Regions from separate parts of the Homo sapiens genome. Here region 2 is linked to region 1. Evidence: chromatin loops called from intact Hi-C (ENCODE). Cell type or tissue: PC-9. All regions are shown on one strand. Links, peaks and the distances in the headings refer to the core of each region. The heading gives the core; the rest is flanking DNA.

The links. Hi-C counts contacts between places; a loop is a spot of excess contacts. Peaks named below come from ENCODE experiments on the same cell type or tissue, not always from the same donor. Only the 100,000 strongest peaks of a DNase experiment are listed, where the experiment ranks them.
Region 2: it touches region 1 in a loop (5-fold over the local background); 4 of 110 quality-filtered maps call a loop at or near these places.

What each region holds. Positions count from the first base shown.
Region 1 is chr3:128,221,348-128,231,569 of GRCh38, reverse strand. The region is part of intron 1 of EEFSEC (eukaryotic elongation factor, selenocysteine-tRNA specific); the gene reads right to left. Among named protein-coding and RNA genes, the nearest start is that of EEFSEC, 73 kb to the right of the region's middle. RefSeq lists enhancers at 4,458-4,517, 4,328-4,828. In PC-9, for the core only: CTCF peaks have their summits at 4,366 and 4,565 (motif pointing left); no DNase peak of the experiment used is centred there.
Region 2 is chr3:128,410,652-128,420,873 of GRCh38, reverse strand. It overlaps a transcript of EEFSEC not described here. Among named protein-coding and RNA genes, the nearest start is that of DNAJB8-AS1, 48 kb to the left of the region's middle. RefSeq lists cis regulatory regions at 3,299-5,699, 6,525-6,592, 7,058-8,353, 9,087-9,272 and an enhancer at 7,230-8,031. In PC-9, for the core only: no CTCF peak of the experiment used is centred there; a DNase peak (open chromatin) is centred at 3,873.

The DNA of each region.
Region 1 (10,222 bases), core at 1,992-6,991:
ATCTTTCACAAAATGCCTGGGCTTTCCAGGCCTGTTTCTTCATCTATCATATGGAGATGAAACCATTACTAACCTTTTAGAAAGGTATGTGATGTGCCTAGCAGACTGCTTAGAACAAAGAAGGTACCTGATCCATGAGACGGGAGAGCCAGAGTTACAAAGATCTGTGCAATTCAGTGTCATCTCAGCTCTTCCCACAAGGTGCCTTAGGGAAAAGGCTATTTTTTAAAGTCAATATTTTTCACAAAAATTCTGTAACTCTGGGGTCCTGTCAATGTGATTTCCATTGTGAAAATGAGTGGAAAGCCTCATCATTCATAACAATGGCTACCAATTATCAAGGTCTCGATTGGGCTGGCCACAGTGCCAAGCAACAACCCATCCAGGTATGAGAAATCTGAGGCTTGGAAAGTTAGACACAGAGCCCAGTCCACAATGAGGGCTCACTAAAATGAGTGAGGGGGAGGAGGCGAGGGAAGACAGGAGAGAGGGGATGGAGGGGAGGAGAGGAGTAGGGGGACAGTGCAGTCCTATAGCTAGAATGTGGTGGAGCCAGGAGCCAATGCTGGCTCTGCCTGATCTGAGGCAACATAAATTAGTTCCACCGGCCACCTACCTGAAGGTCACCAAAGAGGATTTCTCTTGGAGAGCACCCAGTGATCTCCAAGGGAAACTGTGAAGGAAACTTCCTGGAGTCCTCCATCTCTAGATTTCAGGGCATGCCTACTGATGCATGGGCCACCTTGAGAGTGAGGGCAAGGTGTGTGGGGAGACAGACAGACTTTGAGGGAACATTCTGGATTCTACTTCAACTTTCCCAATCTGCATGCTAAGCGAGACCTGTCTAAAGGCCCTTACCTATTTGAGCCTCAGTCTCTCCTACCTGTAAAATGGGGATCATATACTATAAACAGAGCAGTGTGAGGCTCATGGATACTTGCTAACCAACCTCACTTGGGTCTGGAAGACAGCAGGTGCTTCATCATGAAAGTGATCATTATGAGTGCTCTTGAGCCTGAGTTCCCATTCTCCCTAACAAATGCTATCATTCACAAAGGCCTGTCCTAAAGTAAAGAAAGTGGAGAGCAGTTGTCCCAAATATAAAAGCCTCCAGTGGCCAAGTACAGTGGCTCACACCTGTAATCTCAGCAATTTGGGAGGCTGAGGAGGGAGGATGGCTTGAGGCCAAGAGTTTGAGACCAGTCTGGGCAACATAGTGAGACCTCCAACTTTATAAACAAATTTAAAAAACAAAAATTAGCCAGGTGCAGTGGCACATGCCTGTAGTCCTGGCTACTCTGAAGGTTGAAGGAGAGGATGGCTTCAGCCCAGGAGTTCAAGGTTGCAGTGAGCTATGATCGTGCCACTGTATTCCAGCCTGGGCCACAGAGCACGATCTTGTCTCGAAAGAAAATAAAGAAAAGGAAGGAAGGGAGGGAGGGAGGGAGAGAAAGAATGAATGAATGAAAAAACGAAAGAATGACAGAAAGCGGGCGAGAAAGAAAAGGAAAGGAAAGAAAGGAAAAGAAAAAAGAAAAGAAAAGAAAAAGAGAGATAAAGAAAGAAAAAATAAAAGAAAGAGAATGAAAGGAAAAGGAAAGGAAAAGGAAAGGAAAGGAAACCCTCCAGGGCTGGTGGGCACCTCACATGAGCAACATGGGCTAGGCATAAGTCAAGGTGTGAGACCAAAGGGAACAGAAACTCCCGCACCCCATTTGGAGGGGACCGTTTCTCCTCAGCTCCAGTACACCATGGCCAGACAGGAATGTAGGCCTCAAGTTGCCAGATCCTCTGATTTTTTAAGAGATGCCAAAAATCTGGAATATTATATGAAATTCGCCAATGTTTAAATGTTGACAACCAATTGAAAAAAATGTTTAAACAGCATGGCCCAAACAAAACATGTCCATGGGCCAAGACTGGCCTGTAGCTCCCTAGTGTGAGAACTCTGGAGTTTTCGCTAGAAAGGAAAGTTCGAAGAAACAGAATAAACATCTAGCCTTTTAGGCCTGTAACTATTGGAGTCAGAAAAGCACTCAGGAATCAGTCCGCTATGCCTGGGGTAGGGCAGATTTGACAGCCCACTCCTTCTTTCTCCCATGAGACATGTTTTGCCCATGGTGGGGGTGGGGAAGGTGGATGCCAGGAGGGTCATCCTGGAGGAAAGGACAATGGGCTCTCTGGGGTCCAAATGAGAGCAGACGAATCTCACTCAGCCCTTGCCCCTCCAGTGGGGCCACGTGGGGAGAGCACTTCGCTCTCTAGCCTTGGCTTCTTCCAAAGCTGATGAAAAGGCCGTGCAGAGGCTGCCAAACACTCGCTCCCCAACACTCTGGACCGAGGCCCCACACCTAGTATCATAGCCACAGTATACATATGCTGTGTAAAAACAGGGCCTACTTCATAGACTGTTAGGAGGACTGAAGGAGTTAATGCATGTGAAAGCTCCAAACAGTCTCTGACATTATTTTCTCTCTAGTGGGGATTTTCCCTAGAATTTCAAACATAGGTTTTCATACTGAGTCTCAATATAGCCCCAGGAGGTAGAAAGCCCAGGAATAACCTAAGACAATTATTTCCCTGGATCATGAAGCAGGAAAACCTCAGAGACACCAGGCTGGAATTTCCTCTGGGACAGAAGTTATTCTTACCAAGCCCTTTCCACAAGAAATGAGCACTGTTTTTATAGGTGACATTTAATGTAGTGTTCACTATAACTAGGCTCCGTTCTAAGTGCATTGCATACATCAGCTCATTGAACTCAGTCCTAGGATACAGGTACTATTACCAACACCCCCATTTTGCAGATGATCACATCAAGGCACAGAGAGTTTGCATTGCCTGCTTGCCCAAGGCCAAATTGTCAGGTAAGTGCAAGGACAGGATCAGACCCCACTCAGGCCGCGGACCTGGTATCTAGTAGTGCTATGTTGCCCTCTGTGGAGAAGAGAGTGAGGGTCACAGGAGGTCAAGGTCAGAGACCGACTCCCCAACCCTGACCCTCCTCCCTGGGCAAGGAACAAGAAGGCCAGTGTGGTTGGGCCCCTACCTGCACCACCTGACAGCCTCACACCCACCACCCCCATCTCCTCATACTCCATGCTTCAGCTCCTCACTCAGCCATGCTCTCTATCACCCCAGGACCGTGGCCCATGCACATGTGCCTGGAGCATTCTTCCCACCTTGTCCTTTCTCTGGCAACCCAGCCTTCAAATTTTGGCTAGATGTCACCTCCCAGGTATTTTCCAGGCTCCCTCTCATCTGGAGGTGACAGCCCCTCCTCAGAGCCCCACAATCCCTGTTGCCCTAGGATAGTGCTGTTTGTGACTCCCAAGCTCCTCTGCAGCTTCACCCACTGGGACAGGGACCTGGGCCACCTTATCCCACAGAATCCCTTGCACATGGCAGCAGAGAATAGGTGCTCAACAAATATGTATGAAGTGAATGAAAAGCACTGAGAGGTCAGAGATGACCGGGCCTGTTCAATTACTTAGAACACCCCCTCCAGCAACAATTAATCAACTCTTCTCTAGTCCTCAGTGGTGGCATCCTAGTAACACTTAAAAAGGTTATGTATGCTTGTTTAGAAACAGAAAAAAGGGGAGAAAAGTTGAACAACTGAAGCGGCTGTGCCAAGAGAAAATCAAATGCTGTGAAGATCCAGTGGCCCAGGGCCAATAGAGAGAGGACTCAGGGGCTGCAAGGACTGCATCCACTTGGAGAAGACCCCAGTAATCTGAATGAGGGGAGGATGGGCCCTCAGATATCCGCTTTACAGATTAAGAGAGTAAGACTCAGAGAGGTCAAGGAACTCTCATCCAAGGCCCCACTGGCAGCAAAGGCAAGCACTGGGACTGAGCTCGGGCTCAATTCACCCCCGGACCCAGACTCCTCCTCCCCTATCATGGAAGCAGGGTCTGTCCTCACAAGGCCCCTGAGTTAATGCCGCTCTCACCAACTCTTACACTATGGGTTCCAAAAAACAACAGTTGTCTTAGACCCTTGTAGAAATGGGTCCCCAAGCCACAGAGAGCCCCTCCTCTGAAGCAAAGAAACCAAGGCAGGACATTCTTGACTAACCCTAAGCTGAAGGTGCTGGAAGGGCTTGGGCCAGTGCTCAGGGCCCTGACTCAAACCCATCAGGAGCTTCACCCCATGAAGTGTCCTGAGGGCACTGGGTCACAGAGCCTGCGAGAGTGGACCTAAGAAATTGTTTACTGGGAGAGCAGGAGACCAAAAAAAGAACGGAGTGGGGGGGTAGGGGGAGGAATCTGTCACAAAAAGTAAGTAAAATCAGCAGAATTCCTTCATGAAAAGGGTGGAATTAGCATATGGGCTCAGCTGCCAAGTGAGGCCATTGAAGCAAGCAATGTAAATGAATTCAAGATACAATTAGACATTTTTCTGGATGGAGACAGAGGGACTGAAGAAGGCATGGTAGGTCACATTTCAGAAGGAGCAGCAGGAACACACTGCACTGTGAAGCAGCCTGCAGAGTCCACCATGTCCTGCAAGCCCCAAGCAAGCAACCAGAGGGACAGGATGCAATGGCCCGAGAGGGGCCGGGGCAGGGGGGCCCCCTGGTGGAGGCGACAGGCAGGCCAGGCTGGTGTCCCAGGCAAGCATTCCCACCTTAGTGGGCTCTCCTTCCCCACTATTAATTTCTCAAGATGCCTGATACTGTACCTGCAAAACCAGCTACCCTCTGTGCACCACACAACCCTCTGTGCACCACCATATCTGGGCACAGAAATAAAAGTTTGCTTCTGTTACATTCTGTATGGCTGTCCCTAGGCTGGGTTCTGAACTTCAGAAATTAATCCAACCCAGTCCCTGCCCTCGAGAAGCTTCAGAGTCTTCTGGGGGAAACACACACACACATACAGACAACATCAACACAGTGAAGTATGTAAAAGTTAAATGAGAAGTTTCTGCTAAGCAAGCATAGAAGAGGGGAATTTAGCAACTGGAGGGAGGGAGCAGGCCGGAAAGCTAAGGGAAGGGGCCATTCAGGGCACAGGACACAGCAGGGGGCTACGGAAGCCCCAGCTGCCAGTGCTGCACGGAGGATGCTGAGCATGCACTTCCCCAGGATCTTTGGGGAGATGGCCAGATCACCTCGAGCTTTGTTAGAAAAGGACGGAATGACCAGAGGCACCAACCGCTGGCCCCTGGACCAGATATGACTCAATGGCAACAACTCAGTACAGCTGTTCCCAATCTTCTCAAGAGCACATGTGGCCCACCCAAGGAACAGAAAATGCTGGGTCCTTGTGAGGGACACAATTTATTAGGCCCTCTCTAACCCAATTGGTTCTGATGTCCTCCTTTATGTGGCTTACGGCATGGGCTGTCTAGCTTCGTCAAGCTCCTGGGCCTCTTCCTGAAACATTCATTTCCTTCAAGGTGAAATAAATGTTTACTCCCAGTCACTCTAAAAGGATCACAAGCATTTCCTTTGTGTTCTCAGCACACTTGCTGGCAACGAGTGTTTCCACAGCCCCTGAGCTCCTGCCCCGATTCTTATTGGGGCTCTGTTCTCCGGCATATCCTGAGAGTCAATCTCTTGCATCAATGAACTGAGTCTCTTCAACTGAAACTAGAAATAATTGGTAACACTCTGAGAAGACAATAAGACACATCTGCCTCTGTGCCCAGCACTTTGGTCTGTAAAGCAGCATGAAACCAGACCACCTGAGGAGTGACAGGACACTGAGCAAGTGCTTGGCAGTGTCCTTTCCTTCTCTCCAAAACCTGCAGGTGCTCAGAGCTGGTGTCCTCTCAGCTCCAATGCCCTGCCCCATAAAGCCTGGGTGCCTAACCATCCAGACCAGAGGAGAGAGGAAGGGGATGCAGAAGAGGTCTTGGGGCCAGGGGACAGTGCAGTAGAGATGGAGAGGTGGCTGGTGCTCTGTCCTCCTCCCTGGCAGATAAAGACAACATTATATTTGCATTTATAAACAGCTACTATGTGCCAGGCACGGTGCTGGGGATGCTTACATCTGCATTCACATTATCTTCACAACAACCCTGCAAAGTAAGCACTCTAATTCCATCTTCCAAAGGTGGAAACTCAGTCAGAGAGGTCAAGTCACAGGCTCAAAACACACAGCGAGTGCATGGCAGAGCTAAGATCCCAAAGGCTGTATAGTCTTCTATAACCTTCAGAACTCCCTGTAGCCATGTAGCTTCATTGTAGGGGGCCTTGGCACTGCCTGTGTACCAGAAGCACCTCCTTAAGAATAGACACAAAACCAAAAAAAGACACTGACCCAGGGCTGGGGCTGGACTTGCCTCACTGTGGCATCCAGCCCTGTCTTCCAGAAAAGAGCTCTTTACACCTCCTTAAGAATAGACACAAAACCAAAAAAAGACACTGACCTAGGGCTGGGGCTGGACTTGCCTCACTGTGGCATCCAGCCCTGTCTTCCAGAAAAGAGCTCTTCTGCACTGGTGGGAGGCTTCCTGGAGCAGTGCTCATCTTCCTGTCTGCTTCAGCCCCTACATCTTGGGCGAAACTTGAGGTTGAGGTTACATGCTTCGCCCTACTCGGGGTAACCATGCCTGGGCAGCCAGGTGTAGTACATAAAATATAAAGCTCACTAAGAGGGGTGTGGATTCAAATCCCAATACTAGGGTCTGACCTGAGGAAGCCAATCTACCTCTCTGAGCCTCGGGCTCCTCATCGACATGAAGGACTTGGGGATGTATATGTTCTTATATCCTTTTGTGGAGGGAGGAGGTAGGGAACCATATTTGAAGAACATTTTTCAAGAAAATTCTAAATATAGATAGGGTACTGGATACCAAAGAATAGTTATTATTAGCTGTGCTAATGACATTGATTTACGCAAGAAAATGTCTATATTTTTTAAAGATATATACATAAGTATTCAGGGGTAAAATGACTCAAGATCTCATAAATTTGTTTAAAAATACTTCAGCAAGAAAAGCAGGGGAGAGAGAGATGAAACAAGCACGGTGAAATCTTAGTAACTGTTCAGTCTGCCTGATGGGTACATGAATGTTTGTTCTCTTTGTCCTGAGTATGTTTGAAACCTTTCACTTTTCACATAAAACCTCCTTGAAGGCAGATCTAATAGGAACATGATAAATGTTAAGTGAGAACCTGGGGATAAGGATGCATGCATGAAAAGACCCAAGGGTGACCACAGGAACCATTTGAATACAGAATTAAGTCTGGAGAACTGTGACGTTTATTCTTCCATTAAAATGATGGGCCTCTTATACACCAATTGCATTTACTATCATTCTTGAAAGAAGAAATACATTCTATGAAAATTATTTCACTAACGCCAACTAAAAAAAATCCTGAAGCAGAACTACCAAAAACAGGAGGAGAGGTGTCACAGAGTGGTGCTTCATTTCTCAAGGTGATAGCTTGGGAAATCCAGGCTTAAGCAGGTTCATTGAAGATTTAAAAGTAACCCTTTGTAGAACCATTTTTAGCTCTAAGGTAAAAACAAAAAAACTGTAGACCTGCACAAATGAAAAGAGAATGAGAAACAGAAGATCACATAGAAAATAACAAAAAGAGCAGGAAAGAATAGAAAATGTTTTTTTTTTAAATGGAACATGATGACAAAAGACCAAATATATAATAATAAATGTAAAAGGGATAAGCCAACCTATTTAAACAATGAGGTTTTCAAAATACAAAATATCCCGTTTTTATATCTTTGATGTCATTTCAAATGATTTCTTCTTTTCCTGTTTTCTTCGCTTGTTTTCTGGTTTTCCTGCAGTGCTCACACAACATGCACGCACATGGGCACATGCTCATGGACATCCTATGACTGCTTTTTATGCACCAGGTGCTGGTCCAAGGCACTTTACGAAGACAATCATACAACATTTCTGTGTTGTTGTCACTAAATTTCCCATTTCATACATAAGGATACTGAAGCCCAGTGGTGTCAACGTTACTTAAAGGTACACTCTTTTGTAATTTTGTACATAAACTTTATAACACAATTGGAAATATGTATCACAAGTTGTATACCATAATTCAATAGTGACACAAACCACCTAAAGTCAATGGTCAGACTCCATAGCTTAAGGGTACAGTCCCCAGCAAGACTGCTTTCACTTCAGCTACCAGCTACCAGTTCAGGGGTCCCTAGGCCACCCACACTTCTGACCAGCTGGCTGCAAATCCAGGGGGTTCCCATGACCTCCTCAGGTTAGATAATTAACTAGAACAACTCACAGAATTCATGAAAGCACTATTCTTAGGATTACAGTTTTATTATAAGGGTAAGAATCAGGACCAGCCAAATGAAGAGACACATGGGGTGAAGCCTGGGAGGGCCCTAGATTCAGAGCTTTGGTGCCCTCTCCCTGTGCAGTCAGGGAAAATCACCCTCTGGGCATATCAATGTGTTTACCAATCAGGAAGCTCCCTGAACCTCAGTGTCCAGAGTTTTTACTGGGGTTTCATTACATAGGTATGACTGATTGAATTACTAGCCATGAGACTAAACTAAATTTCCAGCTCCCCAGAGGTCAGGAGGTCAGCCTGATATCATATGGCCCATAGGCCTAACCCTCTAATGACATGGTTGGTCTTTCAGGCATGACCAGTCCCCATCTTGAGTCATCTCCTTAGCATAAACTCAGCTGTGCCCCAAGGGCCCACCATGAGTAACAGAGACACAGTTATCACTCTGGAAATTCCAAGGGTTTTAGAAGCTCCAGGAACCTGGGACAAAGACCAGACAAATTCTTTATGATATATAATACAGCTAAAAAATGTTCATATATTCCTGTCCCTTCCTTCCTTTACAGAATATAAGGCCCCACCCATAAATCAAGCCATCTCATTTTTGGTAATCTGCTCTAAAGAATAATCTGAAATGCAAACAAATGTTCAACATGTTGTGGTTAAAGTGCGTAATATTGTACACAGTGCATACATTCATCAAGAGTAGACAGATAAAGTATGGTAGAGCAAGACAATAAAATAATACAGAGCCATTAAACATGTTTTCAGAGAAAATTTAATTATGGTATAGAAGAAGGCTCATGGTTCAAAACTTTGCTTAAATAAGGATCTAAAATTTTATACCCAGTAGAATCCCTACTAGGAAAAAAATGCCAAAATAGTTAACCCGAGTAACAGGTTAACAAATTATTCTTATTTCTTTCCTATAATTTGCTCTATTTTCCAGATTTTCAACATACATGAGTACTTCTATAGTAAAAAAAAATACTTTAAGCTGGGCGCAGTGGCTCACATCTGTAATCCCAGCCCTTTGGGAAGCCGAGGCAGGCAGATCATCTGAGGTCAGGAGTTCGAGGCCAGCCTGGCCAACATGGCGAAACCCCATCTCTACTAATATACAAAAATTAGCTGGCTGGAGTGGTGTGCACCTGTAATCCCAGCTACTGGGGAGGCTGGGGCATGAGAATCGCTTGAACCCCGGAGGGGGAGGTTGCAGTGAGCTGAGATCGTGCCACTGCACTCCAGCCTGGGTGACAGAGTGAGATTCTGTCTCAAAAAAAAAAAAAAAAAAAAAAAAAACTTTGAAAAAACACACGAAGAATAAAACTACCTACCCTAACTTCCATGAAGCATTAATAAGATAATTAATCTGAAAGCACATGGCAATGACTGCATTTTTAATACATTTTTAATACTTAGAATTTCTTTTTGGTTTGTTTTCAAATTTATCTACCCTTTTTTCATAATGTCCTAATCTTGCTATAATTTCTATTCCTTTATTTACATTTCAAATATTCTTATTTTAAATTCTCTTTCAGATTGTTTTATGGTTTCTAGTTTCCAGGATCTGAGTTTTCCCACTTGAGAATCCATAGATTCTCTTTCTCATGGTGGTAATTTTTCCTGTATGCCATGTAATTTTGTCTGTAAACTCCTCTTCAGCAAACGTTGTTTTCTGTGGGGGCTTGCACATGTGTGCAACTGTAAAGGCACCCCCATAGGGAGATCAGGGGCTACGGCAGCCCAGGGCCATAAGGAGTCACCAGTTTCTATGTTAATTTCTTGGCTGAGGATTTCCATTAGCACCAGTGATGAAGATATGAGGCCTGCATCTGAATCCATGCAATCTCAGGAATTCTGTCCTCTCCTGGGTGAAGGAAACTTTCTCAGCTCACCTCGCAAAGCAAGCAATTTAATCTCCACCAGTTACAGGCAACTTCTTGTCTTTTTTCTTAATTTACCAGGTGAACCTCACAT
Region 2 (10,222 bases), core at 1,851-6,850, 190 kb before region 1:
GGTACCCCCAGAGGAGGGGGCACAGTGGGGCCTGGGCTGGAGGGGAGCACCCTGCTAGACTCCAGTGTGTATTTCCCAGCTCAGGGAGCCCAGCCAGGGTGGCAGGAGCAGGGGGCCCTGGAGGGAGGGAAGAGAAGTATTGGGGCCCCCACTTCTCCCCTCCGGTACTGTCCTGTCATCTTTCACTGGGGCTCTGCATATCAGACTCTGCTTCGGGAACTGGGGAGTCCTTCCCAGGAAAAGGAGCTGATGAGGCCTGCAAGGAAAGAAGGACGTGGAGGGCTCGTCAAAGGTGGTAGAGGCCTGATGGGCCTGGCCTCTCTCAGTCCCATCCAACTGCAGGGATCCCAGGCGTGGAGGCCTGTGTCTGAGCAGGGCGCCCACACCTCTGTGCCAGCCAAGGAGGCAGGTGGTCCAGGCTGTGCCCTCTCCTGGGAGGCTGTGGGCTCAGGCCCTGAGGGCGCCCCCAGCCCACCTGCCAGGGTTGAGCTTTCCTCCCAGCAGGGACCGTTCTCACATGTGCAGTGAGGAAGGAAATTGCAAATTAATCTTTATTTTCATCTTGGAAGAAAACCTTAATTCTCTGCATTGAAATGATCCTCGTCATCCGAGGGAATCAATTATGGGCTTTAATTGCAGTCAGTTCTGACCAATCCAAGCAGGCGGAGCCACGCGCGTGTGTGACAGCCTCCCTCTCCTGCTCTGCGCGGGGCCTCTCTGACTCTCTGTCTGTTTTCTCTTTGTTTCTCCCCCTCTACTTCTTTTTCTCTCTGTCTCTCTTTGTGTCTGTCCCTTTCACTCTTTCTTCCCGTCTCCATGTCTCTGCGCCTCTCACTGTCTCTGTCTCTCCTGGCCTTTCTCTGTGTTTCTGTTGCTCTCCCTTACTCTCACTGTCTCTGGGTCTTGGCTGTCCCCCCTCCCGCTGCGGCCATCACAGGACTCAGGAGTGAACTCCTAGGCATGACAAACCCCATGGGGGTGTCTGAACCCCAGGCCTCCTCCTGCAATCTGTCTCTGGCCCCAGAGCTACGGCTTTTGAGGGTGGGATCCAGGGCAGCCACAGAGATGTGTCGGGGCCTCACCACACAGGGCTAGTCTTTCATTAACTGACTAGAGACCTGGTCTCCAGGAAACAAGGGCTGGGTGGCTGTGAGCAAGGAGGTGCCGGTGTGGCTCTTATTCCTGCACACCTCTGGGCTGCACAGAACCTTTCCCTCGCTCACCTCCAGTTTGTGAATAATGCACAGATACAGTCTCTGAACAAAATGAAAACATAAGGCTGAGTGCCCTTTTCCCACCACTGCCCTTCCTAACCCCCCTTGCTGGCAGCTCCTGGTGGTCAGTTTGAAGCACATCCTTGCACGCCTTTCTCCATGTAGTTAAATATCCATGCCTGCATTCACAGAACACACAGTATCACTTTGTGGAGTTTCTGTTCAATGTAAACAGCATCATTCTGCACGTATCCTTTTGCAACTTTTTTCACCTGTTTTCAGGATTTATCCACAGGACACTCAGACTTCCTTCCTTTACCTATTGTTGAGTATTTCACTCTATGGCCACACAGCACTGTTTCAGTGTCCACACCACTACTGATGAACATTGCCATTTTTTTTCTCCTGTTTCAGGCAGGACTGCCACCAGCAGCCGTGCCCCACTTCTTTGTGCACACATGTGAGTGAGTGCTTGTGCTCATGGGGCCCATGCATTTTTAATTTAATAGACGTGGCAGCTGGCCCTCCAGAGTTGTTGTGTGAAGTCCACTCCTAATAGCATCAAATTCCCACTGCCCTCACTCTTCACCAACACTTGATATTATCAATCTTTAAAAATTTTTACCAGTTTGACCAATGCAAAATGGCACTTCCTTGTTGCTTTAATTTGTATGGGGATGAAGAGCATTACTGACTGGGATGGAGTCAGGGAGGGACATGTGATGTCCCCTAGTCTTGAGGGGATGGCACAGAGGGGCCCAGAGAGCAGGGGCAGAGGCAGAGGTCCAGAGACAGGGTGAGGAATAGCAACTGATAAGTTGAGGGGTGACCAACCCCAACTCAGTGCCTGCATGTGCCTCATTCCAAATCCTGGTAGCAGTGCTAATCAGAGGTGCTAGGCATAGTCAGGGTGCTAGGCAGAGTCAGGGCACCCCGGCCACAGGGGTGCTGGGCAGTATCAGGGATGCTGAGCACAGTCAAGGGTGCTGGGCAAAGTTGGGGGGTGCTGGGCAGAGTTGGGGTGTGAGCAGAGTAGGGGGTGCTGGGCAGAGTGGGGGCAGGGAATGGCCATCACTGACAGGCTCCCTGTGGCTGTATGTGGACAGTCTGTGGGGCACGGGGGATGCTAAGGTGTGATCCCAGGGAGTAGCCTGGCCTGGGGTGGTGCAGCAGAATGGGGGAAGGTCAGATTGGGATGTGTTGGAAGAAGGCCTGGGCCTTGCTGGTGTGGGCATGGGGTGGTGGGGGCAGGAGAGGAGTCGGGCAGAGCCGCCTGCTGTTGGGAGCACAGAGGAGGCACAGGTGGGTGCGTGGAGTCCTGGGGAAACAGCCAGGCTGGAAAGGCAGATTTGAGCCTTGGCAGAGACACTGCATCTGGGCTGTAGATTTGGAGCAGGAGGTGAAAACTGCACTTACCGAGGGGCCGTGAGCTGGGTCATGAGCGGGTGCAGACAGGTGAGGAGGGGGTGCTGAGGGAGCAGGACTGGACGAGGGCATCAGCGTAGGCAGAGGGAGGCGCAGGCCCAGTCTGGTCTGGGGACTCCAGTGGTGGGCACGTGGTGGGTTTGGGAGGTGCCGGCCACATCCTAGAGTCCAGAATGCCGAGGTAAGGGCTTGGATTTCACCCTTTGGGGAGCGGAGGAGTGACCCAATCAGATGGGAAGGCCCCTGGGGCCATAGGGTGGGCTGGCAAGGCTGGGGAAGGTTGGGAAGGCCCCCGGGTCCTGGCTGGGGGCTGAGAATGGGGGTGCTGGCTCTGTTAGGTCAGCAGGGAGCACTGGGCACAGGACCTGGGGTGCAGCATGGCACCTCAGCACATGTGAACCGGAGTGCACATGCCCTGTCACTGTTGATGAAGGTCACCGTGGTCTGCAGGCCAGGACAGTGTGGCCAGTAACAGTTACGGCAATAATGAGACCAGCTCCATTTATGGGGACCCTGCATGGAACAACTCACTTAATTCCCACTGGCCCGAGTGCTCCTGTGTGTGGAGCGCCAGGCATGTGCTGGGTGCTCTGCCTGACACTGGGACACAGCAGTGAGCAAAAGGACAGAAACCCCTGTCCCTAGAGCCCCCTTCCCATGGGAACACTGGCAGTAAATGAGGTCGACAGGCAGAATGCTGAGAGTGGGAGAGCCCAGCTAGAAAGAAGGGTGAAACAGCGGGTGGGAATGTGGATTTTTACTGCGGGGCTGGGGGCAATGGGGCTGCTCAATGAAGAATGGGTGGGGAGCAAGCTGGGGGCAGCGGGAGCTGTGTGCAGAGGCCCTGAGGCGGGAGGGAGTACCTGGGACATCCAGGAGCAGGGGCTCCCTCTCCTGAGGCTGGAGACCTAGGAGGAGTGGGGAGATGGCAGAGGAGGTCAGGGAGGTCGTGCAGGGCCTGGGGGTCATGGTGAGGACTCTGGCAATTGCCCTGAGGAAGGTGCGGGCGAGAGGGTTTACAACAGAGAAGAGGGGCCCTGACACGTTTTAACAGGATTCTCCGGCTGCAGCCGGCAGAGCAGGAGACCAGGGTGAGGCAATTGTGATGGTCCAAGCAGGAGGTGATTGGGTCTGGCTGGGCTGGTGGCCATGGGGTGGGGGCTGACTGATTCGGGACAGGCTTTGAAGGTGAAGCAACAGGACCTGCTGCTGGTCAGGAACCCTGCTGGGACAGTGAGAGGCATGGCTGACCGCACCCACCACGATCGCTCTCTGAGTCACAAAGCAGGAACCCGCGGCACCAGGCTTCTGCAACAGAGGGAATGTGTGGCCTCCCATGACACAGGGGTGAGCTCCAGGCATAGCTGGATCCAGGGCTCAGATGGGGCCAGCAGGAACCCATCTCTTCATTTCTCCATTGCCCTTTCTCGGCATGGCCCTCACCCCTTTGTGCTGTGGACCTCATTCCCTTCGTGGGGACAGGATGGCTACAGTGGCTTCAAGTTCATGCTGTCCAGCTCTGCAACCCCGGCAAGAAGAGAGAGCCCCAATGTCTCCAGCAAAAGAACCCCATGACATGCTAGGCCCCTTCCACAAGGACACACCCACCTGTCCTGTGTGTCCCCTGCCACCCCACTCCCACTCTGTCACAGCCCCAACTTCCCATAAGCCTCTCTCCTCACCAGCAGTTCATTCTTTCAGGGACAAGCTGCTGCACCTGGAAGAAGGGGCGGGAGATGGGCATGGTGTGGGGGTGCTCCAGGCAGGGGCATGGCCGAGCAGAGACGGAGGGGGACAGGGCCTGGTGTGCGAGGGAACCCTGAGGAGACTGCGTGTGGAGCTGGGCGGGGCTGAGGTGGGATTGGAGTTGGAGCTGGGCAGGGCCGCTGTGGGGAGGTCCTGCAGGGTGGGCCAGGCCGGGGCCCTGCTGCACTGTGTCGGCAGCTGCCCAGATGCCTTGGGGAGGGCTGTTGTGCCCCCAGGGGCAGGGTGGGCCCTGCCCAGAACCAGCAGCCTCTGTGTTCCCACCCAAGATGTGGGTGCTTCTCCGGTGGGCCCCTCCCCCACCTTCCGGCCACCGGGAGATGCTTGTCTGTCTTATCATCGGGGCCTGGTGACTCTGCAACCGTCTCTCCTTATCGGCAGCCCAACCAGCTGTCCATGGTGGGAGGCAGGGCTGGGCCGCAGCCTGGTCAGTGTGTCCACACAGGCACCCAGACCCTGGTCCCCAACGCCTGCTCTGTGCCAGGACCTGGCAGGCTTGGGCTAGTCCTTCCCACAGGCATCAGCTGGCAGCAGCCACTTCCCCCCAAAGGTTCCCTGTGCTGGGGGACTGGGCAGAGGACCAACCCCTCCCCTGCCTCAGTTTCCCCTCTGTGAGGAACTCCAGGAAGCAGGGGTCCCAAAACCGCTCCTCTCCTTCCCACCCATCCATAAGAGGCCGGCCAGGAGACCTTCCTTGGAGCAGCACTGTCCTTCGGGTGGCACAGGACCCAGAACCTGCTTCTCTTCCTCCCACCCTGCCCATCAAGAGCCATCTGTGCGAGAGCCCCGAGGTTGAGGGAGAAGCGGGCTTGAGTGGAGCATGGGCCCCGGCGGCGAGGGCAGCATCACCAGCAAAGGCCTGGAGACAGAGCAGGGCAAGGTGGCAGGGAGACCTGGGGAGGCCTGGCCAGTGCGGGAGTGGATCCCCCCACGGTGAGCACTGGGGCAGTGAGGCGCTGCTGACTATTGGCTATCTTCCACCCTATCATCGCTCTGCATCTGAGGCGGGTTGCCTCATCTCATGCCACACCCATTACACAACTTCCACCCAGAAGCGCCCTGCTCACTTCCTTCGGAAGCCTGCCTGAGGCTCCACCCCACCACCCTCTTCCCTGGGCCTGGCACCCATGGCCCATGGGCATCTCAAGCAATGCCCACCTTCCCTGGCCCTGCATGTCCTCTTGTGCCCTGGCACCGCAGAGCCCTCCCTGGGCCCGTCTCTTCTCTAGCTCTATCCCTCCCCATGGCCTCAGGATCCCATAGCCTTTGCTGTGCCTGTATGCCAATGACCCATCTCTGCGTCCACCCAGACCCAAGACACAGCTGTCCAGGGAGAGGCTTTCCAAGCCAAATTCCCCAAGGGTATCTGAGTTTTGGACTCAGCAATTCTGCAGTGAAGCTTGCCAAGGTGTCTTGCCCACCCCATCCTCTGCAGGGTTCCCATCTCTTGTGCCCAGCAACTCTGGGCAGAGGCTGGCCAGGGACCCTGGATCCCCTAAGTCTGGCCTCCCCTCGATCATCCAGTCAGTGCCAAGGCCAGCTGATGTAGCTTTGGGATCATCTTCAAATCTGCCTCCTCCTCCTCTTTACTGACTCCAGCCATGGCCCCACTCGCACCCCATTCCCTCTTGCCCGAGCCTGGGCATGGCGTCTCCCTCCTGGCAAACTGTGTCATGCTCCTCCCTGTCGGCCTCCAGACATGTCTTCCCCAAACCAATCTGAGCAGGTCGCTGGTGATGCTGATGATGATGGCGGTGAAGTTAGTTACGCTATGAGGTGATGATGGCATTGACGTTAGTAGTGACGTTAAATGATGGAATGATGGTGAGCTTAGTGATGGTGGTGGTGCTGATGACAGTCTGGGGACAGTGTGGGTAACTGGCTTGGGAGAGTCTTTCTTGGTAATTAACCGGGAAGGGATGGGGAAGGGTCAGGAACTTGGCCTCTGTAGCCTGGTCTGAGCCCCAGCTCTGGAGTCCTTGGGGAATTTCCAGGGCCTCTGCCTGGGCCTCTGAGGAAGGCCTGGCTCCGCTCCCCCCTTGCCTTTCTCTACCCCCAGCTCAAGGTCCTCTGGGTCCCTGCGTCCTCAGGTACCCTAGAAGGAGCTGAAGAGCTGGGAGCAGGGAGGGCCCTGCAGAGAGTGGCTGCCATGGGGGCAGGCCCAGGGTGGAAGCTTGGGAGGGAGGGAGTGGGAGGAGAAAGCTCCAGAGAGCCCCGGGGTCCACTTGTAGGTAACCACACCCCACAGACCCTCCAGCCTGCCTCTACCTTGGTAGGTTGCCCGGGGGTCCCAGATAGACATCACTCTAGGGCTGGGGCCCCAAGCCTCAGGGCATGGACAGGGAAGAGGTGAACTAGACGTTGGCGGGAGGCAGGGTTGTCCGTCAAGGACCAGAGAGAGGCAGAGGAAGTGATGGCAGATGGCAGTGAAGACAGGCGGGTCGGAGCTGGAGGACCAAGCGGCTGACTGGAGACTGCCTTGGGCCCAGCGGCCCCTCGGCGGCCCTTTGCTGGGACACACTGTGCTGGCCACAGCTCCGTTGCCTCTGTGCCTCTTCAGGTGGCTCCACAGGACTGGCCCTGCCAACGGGGTCTCCTCCCACAGGTGATGTTGGGCTGTGCAAGCCTTGCAGGGGAGACGGATGCTGGGGCCCGCCAGGTGGTGGCTATGTGGGATGCTGGAGGCTCGGGGCCGAGTCTATGGAATGACCTTGGGGGGTGAGGCCTGGCACCGTGCCCCAGGGCCAGGTCAGCCTGGGCTCCCAGCCAGGCCTTGACCTAGAGGCCTCACCTGTGGCTGTGGGATGTGGCCGTTTCTCTCTGCTGCACTGTCTCCCTCATGGGGGCCAGTGATAACGTGGGGGGAGCACGTGGGGACTGAGCAACACCTCATTCAGGGCTCCAGGGGTGTGGCCATGTGACCTACAACCTGCTGGCCTGGGTGGGCCAGGGGTTCGGGGCCGGCCCGACAGCCTCCTTTGCAGAGGGGGCCGCAGGCCACACTGCCAGGTGGGAGGTAGTGATCTAGGGTCCATGCTGTCCCTCCCAGTGCCCTCTGAGGTCCCTGCACTGGGCTTGCCCCAGGGAGCACAAGGCTGGGATGCGGGCAGGGTCTCCGTCTCCCCCACTGGTGCCCCAGCACAGTGGCAGGGCCTGTACCCAGGAGGCCTCATAAATATTCGAGCACTCAACTTGGGGCCTCTTCCCAAACGTACCTCTCCTCTCAAGTTTCACCTCTCTGTTTTCAATCCCCGAGCCTTCCCAAACGTCCTCTTCCTCCCAGGCCTCAGCTCGGACTGTCCCCTCCCCTCGGCTGCCACATCCAATCACCAACCACTGGTCCCAGGTCCTCTCCAACCCATATGGCCTCTGCCCCCTGTTTGTGTTGGGGGTGGGGGAGCCCTGACCTCCAGGCCCTGCCATTGGCTCCTTCAGGAGGCCAGAGGGGTCTCTTGAAACCCCAACTGGACACCATGCCCCATCCCCCTGCCTGTGCCCTTGTGGGGCTCCAAGGCCTCCCACACCCAGCAGACAGCCTTCTAGGCCTCCCTGGCTGCCCGAGGTCCGGCCACATTGTTCATAGCGCCCCCATCACCTCCCCGAGCATCACCAGTGCTCAGCAAAGGGAATGGAGCCCCTGTAGAGCCTTGCGAGCCCCACTCCCAGCACCCACTGCTGCCTCCGCCCCAACTCCCAGCAGCCAAGCCTGGTGCCGGCTGAGCAGGCTAATTAATGGCTCAACCCCGTTATCAGTCAAATGCTAATTACTCTTTTTAATCTGGGCTGCCTGTGTGGAGGCTCCTGGAGGTGCAGCAGGGGCTGGGGGGTCTGGAGCTATGACCTCATCCCTCCTCAGCAAGCAGGCACACGGGCCCCAGCGAGCACTTCCTCGCCACAGCCTTCACTCTGCTGTTCCCTCTGGCAGGTGCCACCCTTCCTTGCCCTGGCAAACTCCTACTCTCCCTTCAAGACCTTGCCCATGCAGCCCCTTGGCAGGAGGCCTCCCCAGTCCCTGCCTCAGAGGACAGACAAGGCTGAACTAGGAGCTGGGAGGCTGTCAGCGGGGCTGGCCTTGGTCTCTGGAAGGGAATCTGGAGATGCTAACCCCCACATGGAGGCTGCTCGGCAGAGGAGGCCAGGGCCGGGACCAACTCCAGAGTGAGCTCGGACTGACAGGCTCCTGCACTCCCCAGACAGGGGTCTGGCCCTGGTATGCTTCCTGTAGAATAGAGTGATAAGCCTCCCTTGAATCCCACCCAGTCCTGGAGAAGAGGCCCCACTAACCTGCATGCCCTTTGCCCATGGGGCAAACTAGCACTGGATACACTGGAACTGAGGCACATTTTACACATGGGGACACTGAGACATGAGGTTAGGGAACTTGCCACCACCCTGTGTACACTGGACTCGATCCTCCTTCACCCCACTCCCACACCCAAAGAGATACACACACTGACAAACACCGCAACCCTCCCAAAACACACACGGAGCACATGCAGACACGTCTGAGACATCGCGGATCCATGTGCACAGATGCACACCCAGACGTCAGCACAGGCTTGGAGATGCCTGGTGCACCAAAGCCCGTGTGCGCACATGCACATGCATGGCCAGGGCAGGAGGCCTGGGAGCACGGAAGCTGCCCCTTCTCCTGCCCCAGGCCCCCAGGGCTTCCCGTTTACGAGACGTTATCTATTGAAAATATATTAACCCAGAAGCCTGTTTCCATCAGAGTCTCGATTCCAGGGACATTTCCAGATAAGCCTTATCTCTTCGTTTGTGCATTAGCCCTGCTGGTCGGGGGCCTGCCAATCACCGCTGCCCCTCCTGCCCCAGCCCATGGCAGGATGTCGGTCCATGACCTCACTCCATGTGGGCAGGCAGGTGAGGGGGCCCAGGGCACTGCTGCCCCATGCCCCACCCCACCCATCAGCCCACAGAGGACCCCAGAGGGCACCTCTTTTCCAAGGACACGCCTGAAGCACTGGTGGGCAAGGGACTCTGGAAGAACCTGGAGCCTGGACTCAAACTCCAGCTCTATCTGGGGCAGCTGCAGGCAGCCAAGCCCTGCCCTGCCCACACCCCTGGGAAACCGGCATGCTGCTGCCACATCACTGCTGTGGGTAGATGAGCAGATTCGGTGAGTTTACCTGTGTCGGTGGCTGCAGTGAGCTTGGCCCACTGGAACCCTCTCCTACATAAAACACGCGGGCCTGGGGTTGCCCAAGGCATCCTGGGGGACGGGGGAGCCAGGGAAGGGGACGTGCATGCCCACACCTTGGCCTCAGCCAGAAGCGGGTGCTGGCACCAGCTCCTGCCCACCGTCCCGGCTAGGCTGCACCTTCAAAGGCTGCGCGCCCTGGCCCGACCCCACTAATGGACGCTCGGGTTTCCACCGATGCCGGGCCTGATAGAGGCCTCTCCTGGGGCAGTCGGCTGGGCGTTTTCAGGCCACACAGAGCAGGTCCGCCTCATTACACACTCAGGGCGCTCAGAGGCTCCTGGGAGTCGCCCTGGGCTGCCCCTCCTCCCTTCTGTGCCTCTGTGCCTCAGTTCCTCCACCCGAGCCCCCTCCTTCCCGGGACTTTGAGGAGCACGGTCTTCAGACCAGTAGGGAGGTGAGAGGTGGGGTGGAGGTGGACGCCTGCACAGAGTTCCTGGAAAAACGGCTTATTTGGGGCTGGTGTCACTTCCTGAGGGGTTCTGGGCCTTTTGCCTCTCAGTGGGAGATGTGTGGGGCCCACCCTAGGGCCGCAGGTAATGTGGGGTCAGCAGTGTGCCTGGCAAGTCTCCCACCCCCAGGGCAGCCCTCTGGCATG